Linked DNA regions of Homo sapiens: region 2 is linked to region 1. A link is a contact called in ENCODE Hi-C data. All regions are on one chromosome and are shown on one strand. The core of a region is the stretch at or near the end of the contact, and the rest is flanking DNA. Distances in the headings are between cores, read along the strand shown. Region 1 has its middle 51 kb from the start of LINC00501. Region 2 overlaps LOC105374235 (a long non-coding RNA gene).

The links. Hi-C counts contacts between places; a loop is a spot of excess contacts on that map. Pooled maps may share reads with other maps.
Region 2: a map of endothelial cell of umbilical vein shows a loop between it and region 1 (9-fold over the local background). The contact joins two enhancer-like sites. A Hi-C loop is called at or near these places in 2 of 168 maps with a recorded cell type or tissue (PC-9 and endothelial cell of umbilical vein) and 5 of 50 pooled maps.

Annotation. Positions count from the first base shown.
Region 1 is chr3:177,343,166-177,347,660 of GRCh38, forward strand. No RefSeq gene overlaps it. Among named protein-coding and RNA genes, the nearest start is that of LINC00501, 51 kb to the left of the region's middle. RefSeq lists enhancers at 1,366-1,885, 2,406-2,923. Within about 2 kb of position 2,631, at least 34 of the 41 ENCODE cell types and tissues checked have a DNase peak (open chromatin) inside an H3K27ac peak, as active enhancers do; they include endothelial cell of umbilical vein, where a contact is called at or near this core.
Region 2 is chr3:178,167,932-178,172,182 of GRCh38, forward strand. All of the region lies in intron 10 of LOC105374235 (a long non-coding RNA gene), which reads right to left. Among named protein-coding and RNA genes, the nearest start is that of LINC01014, 250 kb to the right of the region's middle. Within about 2 kb of position 2,845, at least 4 of the 41 ENCODE cell types and tissues checked have a DNase peak (open chromatin) inside an H3K27ac peak, as active enhancers do; they include endothelial cell of umbilical vein, where a contact is called at or near this core.

The sequences.
Region 1 (4,495 bases), core at 1,381-3,880:
CGCAGCCCGGGATTTGGGATGTGGTAAGCACATGATAAATATTGGCTAGTAAAGGTCATCATTCTTTACAGATGTATCTTCATATTTCTGGCTGATGGTGGGGAAGGCCCACAACAGGACAAGCTGTGCCTGGGCAAAGGTGACTGAGTTTCTAGCAGTAAAGCAGTTCACAGTAACCAGGCTCTCCTCCTGTCCACCTCACCCTTTCCCTTTCCTCTCTTTTTAAATTCAAGCAACAGCTCACACAACCTTCAGACTTTGAACTAGGCTACTGTGATCTGAGACCTGTTCATTCCACCCAAAATTTTTGAATAACTTTCATAGGATCCTTCTGGAAAAAGAGGATAATAGCAGTGACAACAACAATAATTCCTGATCGTTAAGTACAGTGCTTTTGAGTTTGTGAAGTTTTTTTTTTTCCACTCAAAATGCCCATGATGATTCTACCAGAGCATTTTTTTTGATGTTGGAAAATCTTACAACATTCCCTGATAAGGCATGTTTCTGAAATGATTTCATAAAAATCGACAGTTTTGTATTAAAACAAGAAATAATTCAATTTCTGAGTGAAAGACTATGCACTACGTAAATCTTTCTTGAGGAATTTAGAGGGGTTTTTTTTTTCCCTTGCACCTGACTGGATATATAAACATAGCTAGAGTCTTGGCTAATAATAACATCACAATGTGTACAGACCCAGCGCTCTTCAATACCTTTGCAGAGTTATTTGTGTCGGAAAGGATTTTATCATAAGCACATTTCTTCTCTCAGTATCACATGATGCGCCATTGAATTTCCCATCATACAAACTTTCTAATCTCATTTACAGTCACAGAGGTTGAAAATAGATAACTAATCAGCATTTAAGTACCTTATAATCTGTAAGGTAAACCAGATATGGCTAGACTGGCAGTGGAACATTCCAGAGGTTGCGGACTAGGGGATCCTGACTCTAGTCCATTATTAATAAGTTCTGCGACTTCTACAGCCCCTGGATCTCACTGTGATTCAGATTCCATATGTGCAAATTGAGTTTGTTCCTCTAAGTTTCCCTCTAATCCTCATACAGTCAAATGAGTGTCATAATTCTAAATATTTCAGCTTAATTTACGACAGTGTCCTTACTCATGATTCAAGACAGACTGGGGCCACATATAGGATCGCTGTGGCCTTTTCTTTTCTCTTTTCTTTTCTTTCTTTCTTTTCTTTTCTTTCTTTTTTTTTTTTTTTTTTTTGAGACAGAGTCTTGCTCTGTCGCCCTGGCTGGATTGCAGTGGTGCTATCTCGGCTCACTGCAAACTCCGCCTCCCGGGTTCACGCCATTCTCCTGCCTCAGCCTCCCAAGTAGCTGGGACTACAGACGGCCACAAGCACGCCCAGCTAATTTTTTGTATTTTTAGTAGAGATGGGGTTTCACCGTGTTAGCCAGGATGGTCTCGATCTCCTGACCTCGTGATCCGCCTGCCTTGGCCTCCCAAAGTGCTGGGATTACAGGCATGAGCCACCGCGCCCGGCCGCTGTGGCCTTTTCTTAGCCTAGGAAATCTGTACTGGGAGATCTGCCAGTTTCCTTGGCCTTAATCTTCTTCAGTTCTAACAAATGTTCCCATAGTGACAAGTTGTATTAGAGTTGACGTGGGCTGCTTTCTTCCCATTCTATTCTGTTCTATTCCATGTATCTATTTATTTATTCTGTTTTACATTTAAATCTCATAGTGCTAAAGCAAACTTCTCTTCTGAGAATGCCTATTAGGCAGTTAGAGAACTGACCAAGTGACTAAATATAACTTTAAGACCTGACTTTGCTTGAGCTCTTCACCGGTTATTTAAATCTATTTAGAATTTAGCTATTTGGTTCATCTGATGGGTTGACAATTGACTTAATAATAGTTATCCTTTGTCATAGGATTCTTCTTTTTCATGAAGTATTCTGAGAGTGAAATTGGGGATAATAGGGCACTTGAGAATGGGGTTAGGGAACTGTAGATACCTGCAAATTTGCAAAATGCTGACAAACAAAAGAATGCAAACTAAAAAAGAATGGAGGCGATTTAGAAAGTTACATTTCTTTGACTCAAAGATAAGGCTTTACCAAGGAAAGCAGAAGGGTGGAATGGTTTCCTGTTTAAGTACTGGCTGAATAGGGTAGTCTGTGTGCCGTTTGTGAGAATGTTTCCTAACAGGAGGAAGTCTGCAACGCACTGCAAAACCTAACCTGATCATACAGTATTTGATACCCTCGGACACAAATCCAGGCCTAGCCAAACCTCAGCGTAACTTTGGCTCCCAGCCAGTTTGATTCCTGTAATATTATTCAGTGTGAAACGCCATCGACCAATTTTATTATTTTTAGAGAATAGGACGTGAACTGATAGCCAAATGGTAAATAAAACCCCACTCCCCCATCCAGTTTGTTGTGTACTGGGAAGCACTGGGTGTGCTGAAGAAACGACAAACAGCAGGGGTTTGATTCTTAAAACGTTCCTGTACTCTAGGTTTTTGTGTCATTGTTGTTGTGTTCCTTATTTCCTTTTTGCCATCAATGGTGGCAGTTATTGGATAGGCCTTGGCCAGCGCTCCAGGGCTGCTGCTTTGCCCAGTGACTGTATCTTTCCTGTTAGCATGCTGATCATACTTGGAAACTATGAGTCAGTGAAATGCAGCCGCTAGCAGTGGGGGTGGGTAGATTACTAGGGAAAGTGCAGCCAAGACTTCCTGTACCAACTCAGGGCCATTATCTTTGGGGGAAGGTAGGAACTCACTATGGCAATAGGAACACCTACATTCACCTGGCATTTGCTGTGTACTACATTGATTTAGGGAGGGTATAGGGGCACAAATTAAAAAAAAAAAAAAAAGAAAGAATTAAACCTTCTTTTGTAGACACCAGGGTGGAGCTTTGAGAGTCATGTTATAATATCCCTGTTATTGACACCTTCAACTTGCTATTAGTTGCTGAGACTCATTAACTATTCACATTTGTCTGCCCTCATTCAACTCCTAGCAACTGCAGTTACAGTCCTATTTAAAATAATAGAGTAAGATTGGTAACATTACTGATTTAACAGGAAATTAGAAGACTTACATTCATAGAGCTTAGGTAATTGACACCAACAGCACTTTTCTTGTAATTTATGCACTATGATTGATTTCATTCCCCTGCTAGCCCTAAAAGAATCTCTGAAGCATATTCAGCCATCAGATTACTGTGCAAAGGAATTAAATGAGTATTACCCTGCTATCTATTTCAGAGCTGGTAAAAAGTTTCTAAGTGGTTTGGAGCTCAGGAGTCAGTCTAAAATTATAATGCTATTATAAAAGAGTTCAGCTTTAGAGCATTTCTTTGTAAGTGACAACTGTGGATTCACATGAAAAGGGCTTATTACTGAAAACGAGGACAAAACTACAAGTAGGTCATTTGTTTATGATTTTAAGCGTATTTTTTTGTAAGCTATATATGTATTCCCCGGCTTACCCTAAAATACACTCACTAACCTATAACAGTTGTGTTATAAATGATCCATTTCCAGATGTTTATTTAGTGTGGTATTTGGATCATAATATATCGCCACGCTTCATGCTTCTCACCCTCCACAATATAATTAACAATGCTGAGTGCAAGAAGTCTGATAAATGAGGAGGAAATATATTATTTAAGCCATGTATTCTACTCTGGAAATTTCATGAAACACTGGCAAAGAAGAGGTAGTAAATCTACAATGTTCAAATAAATCATTATTATTATTATTATTATTATTATTATTTTATTTTGCTATTTATTGAGCAGAGTAGGCATGGTCTGGGATCTACCTGCTTATTTCTCTAGTTTCATGTTCTCTTTTGTGGGGCTGGGTCTAAGGAAACCAGTCTACACCCATAGGATTCTAGGACTCTGGGGCTCCTTGCACACAGCTCACAAGGGGACATGCCCAGAAATGGCCAGGCTCCAGGTATCCTAGGAGGAACTGACCTAAGGTAAGTCCAGTTGTTGACCTAAGGCAGTAACAGGTGTTGGGTAAAGTGCTCCTGCAAAATATTTTTAATATTACAAAGAAGCAGAATAAAGATATGACAGCCATGTGTGAAAAAGTAAAATTCTGTGAAGATTAAGACAAGAGTAGGTTTAAGTACTTTCTTAGTTGCTATTCTGGGTAAAAATTCAGCTGACAGACTAGGATGAAAGCCTAGGTACGTCAATGATTCTTTGGATTCTTCTCAGTTAACTCAGTGCTTTCTTCATGTCAGTCTTCCACTCAGAGGTCATTGTCTTTTGTTTGTTTGTTTAACTTTAACAAAGTTTATACTTCGTATTTAGGAAAAAAATCAATCCTAAAGGGCTACTTTCAACATGGCGATATACATTATTTCAGTTAAATTCTTCGAACAACCATAATATCTATTGTATACACACACATTATCTTTGCTAATAACAGCAATGCAATGAATAACTACAATAGTGATTTAGCATCAGCTCATGTTTATATAGCACTGCACCA
Region 2 (4,251 bases), core at 1,595-4,094, 820 kb after region 1:
TCATCCTGTACAAAAATCAAATCAAAATAGATTAAAGACTTAAATATGAGACTTCAAACTATGAAACTACTAAAACTAAAAGAAAACACTGGGAAACTCTCCAGGATTTTGGACTGGGCAAAGATTTCTTCAGTAATACACCACAAGTGTGGACAACCAAAGCAAAAATGGACAAGTAGGATCACATCAACTTAAAATGCTTCCACAAAGCAAAGGAAACAATCAACAACATAAACAGACAACCCATAGAATGTGAGAATACATTTGTAAAACATCCATCTGACAAAGGATTAATAACCAGAATAAATAAAGAGCTCAAACTGCTCAACAGGAAAAAAAAACCAATAATCTCATTAAAAATGCACAAAAGATCTGAAAAGACATTTCTCAAAGGAAGACATATAAATGGCAAACAGGTATATGAAAAGTTGCTCAACATTATTAATCATTAGAGAAATGCAAATCAAAACCACAATGAGATATCATCTCACCCCAGTTAATATGGCTTTTATCCAAAAGACAGGCAATAACAAATGCTGGTGAGGATGTGGAGAAAATAAAATCCTCATACACTGTTGGTGGGAATGTAAATTAGTACAACCACTATGGATAACAGTATGGAGGTTCCACAAAAAATTAAAAATAGAAGTACTGTATGTCCCAGCAATCCTACTGCTAGGATTCTCAAAAGAACGAAGTCAGTATATCAAAGAGATAATCTGAAATCCATACTCTCAGGTTATTGTAGTGCTACTCACAAAAAACAAGATTTGGAAGCAACTTAAGTGTTTATCAACAGATGAATAGATAAAGAAAATGTGGTACATATACACAATGGAGTACTATTCCGTTACATAAAAAATGAGATCCTGTCATTTGCAGCAACATGGAAGCAACTGGAGGATATTATGTTAAGTGAAATAAGCCAGGCACAGAAAGACAAACTTTGCATGTTCTCAATTACTTGTGGGAGCTAAAAATTGAAACAATTGAATTCATGGAAGGAATACAATGATGGTTACCAGAGGCTAGAAGGGTAGTGGGTGGTTGGATGGGAAATGGGGATGGTTAATGAATACAAAAGTATATGAGATCAAATAAATAAGATCTAGTATGTGGTAGCACAACAGGGTGACTACAGTCCACAACAATTTATTTTACATTTAAAAATAACGAAAAGAGTACAACTGGATTGTTTGTAACATAAAGGAATGATAAATGCTTGAGGTGATGGATACCTCATTTACACTGAGGTGATTATTACACATTGTATGCCTGTGTCAAAATATCTCATGTACCCCATAAATGCATTCACCCACTATGTATCCATAAGAATTAACAATTGAAAAAGAACACAGCAAGAAAAGAAATGAGGTGATTAAAAAATGGGTAACACATCTGAATAGACACCTCACCAAATATATGCTCATGTCAAATAAACATATGAAAAGATGTTCCACACTATATGTCATTAGGGAATTGTAAATTAAAACAAGTTACTACTGCTCACCTATTAGAATGGCTAAAATCCAAAACACTGAGCACACCAAGTACTAGTAAAAATATGGAGCTACATTAACTAGTAATACTAGTAAGGATGTGGAACTACATGAACTTTTCTTCATTGTTGATAGGATCGCAAAATCCCATAGGCACTTTGGAAGATGGTTTGGCAGCTTCTTACAAAGCTAAATGTGCTTATCATATGAGGCTGCAGTCATATTCTTGGTATATACCAAAATTAATAGAAAACATATGTACATGAATGTTTATGACAGCTTTACTCATAATTGCCAAAACTTCGTAGAAACCAAGTTGATTTTAATATGTGAATGAATATAAACAAATTATGGTACATCATATGATGTAATATTATCCAACAATAAAAAGCTTTGAGGTATAAAGCTCAAAAAAAATAGAAAAACCTTAAATATTTATTGCTAAATAAGAGAAGGAACTGTTGAAAGTCTATACACTGTATGATTACTACCATATAAATATCTGGAAAAATTAAAACTGCAGAGATAATAACAAGATCAATAGCTCTTACAAGTCCAGGGTGATAACTGCAATTATTGATAAATTAGATTATACATTAGTCAAAACCCAGAGAATTGTACAACACAAAGAGGAGACTTAATGTGAAATATGAACTTTAATTCACAATAATATACCAGTATTGGTTCACTAATTATAACAAATGACCCACACTAATGTAAGATATTAATAATAGGAGAAAAGTGTATGTACAGTGTGTATCTGTGTGTGTGTGTTTAGGTAAATTATTTGTTGTATTATCTTCTCAATTTTTCTGTAAAGCTGAAATTCTTATATAAATTAAGTGTATTAAAAATTAGAAATTTTATTCTGTAAATTGAAATAATTACATAAGAAGCAACAGAAAAATTAAGATTTTGATTTGACAGATAGTAAGAAAGGTAATAGATATTCCTGGAAGAAATGCTACATATTTTTCAATGTGGAGCAAATAATATGACATTCATTATAAAAATAGCAAATGTTACATAACATAAATAAAATGTAAATTAAAGATGCTATATAGTTACTTTACAGAAAGGTTTATTTCAGATCTTATTAAGCACAGAAATAAATGATAGTTTTTATATTACTGTGCATTGTTAAATTTCACTACTGAGTTAAAATATAAATGTAGCAAGAATGAACATCGATTCATATAAAGCATATATTGTCTCAAAGTATACGACATTTGCATTTACTCAGTGTTAGCTAACAGTACAATTCAATGTGGTTATGAAAGAGCATAATGTGGTTAGCAGATTTTTCTACCTACTCCAAGAGCCAGACTAAAGCTTCCCCATGGAATTAGATTTGGGTATTAGGCAACAGGAAATGTGCCTGCTGATAACTGAATTACTCTGAACTCTAAAGAAGTCACTGGGACATTTTGTCCATTAAGTTTACAGATGGCAAAGTAGATATGTCATTCACAGCTGCATGCATGAGGATATGACATATTTGTCTATATTAATCTCATGGATCACTTGACATGACTCATTCAACCTCTCTTTCTACTACATGAATTAGCAAGATTTCTGGTGGTTCTAAAGTAGATCCAAACACTTCGGAGGGAAATATAAATACTTGTTTCATTATACCAAGTAAGTGGGCCAACAGGGCGCATTTGGTGCTTTAATTGTCCTTCATAATCACAGTAAGGTAGTAAAAATTAAATCTAAAATAATATAAATAGGCCAAAATGGTATATATGATGCATATATGCATGACAAGAGTTTTTATCTTCAGTGGCAGCACAGGCAAGATATTAAACTTATCATGGGAATTGAATTAAATTTCAAAAAAATGCATTGGCTAGAATTACTCAGAATTCCCAGGGGCAGGGAGGGGACACTCTATGAGGTTAACCATTTACTATGTTTAAACTCAATAATTGTGAGCTGAGTATAAATCAAGAAATCTGCTCAAACATCTGTGTCTTACTTAAAAGTTTCAAATGTCACAAATATGTGTGCTATGATGAATATTCACGGTTATGAAGCTGTGGTGAATATATTCCGTGAGGCCATATGACAGGCTGTCCACCAGCCCTAGCCAAAATAAGACATCTAACCAGAATTAATAAGATAATTATCAATGGTCAAGAACACAAATAGATGATGCCTGAAATATATGAAACTGCATAAGCACACAACTCAAGCATTAAGCGAAAGGAGAAACACTGTCATATTACAATCAAGAACCTGGAACAGTCAACTGAGAACCTGGAGGATGCTAGAAGAACTTATTATACCTGGAGCAAAATTTGAAAATTCCTTAGTCTGAAAGTTGGGAGTTGAGTTCTCACATTTGAAAAGCCATGCAAAAAAGTGATTAATCTTAAATTTTGTGTATACTTAAACAGAAAGACCAAGGTCTGAAGTCCAATGTCATACAAAAAGTCACCTTCTTTTTCTATGCAGATTAGGTTGCAATTTAAAGAAGTTTAAGCCCTGTGACAGAAACCACTTGATCTCTAACAATATGTTTAGATAATGAGCACTTCAGTATAGCCCTTCAAGCTTTTTGTAAAAAAAAAAAAAAAAAGAAAAAAATTACATTCATCTCCCTACATAATCTGTTTCTGATGTCTATTGCCACATACTCAAATAGCAAAAATCTTAGTTGACTTTCATCTTTAAAATTTGACATATTGGAGGAGCAATCCAGGACAGTATTTGATTTTAAATAGGGAAAGAACTCACACTCTAATAC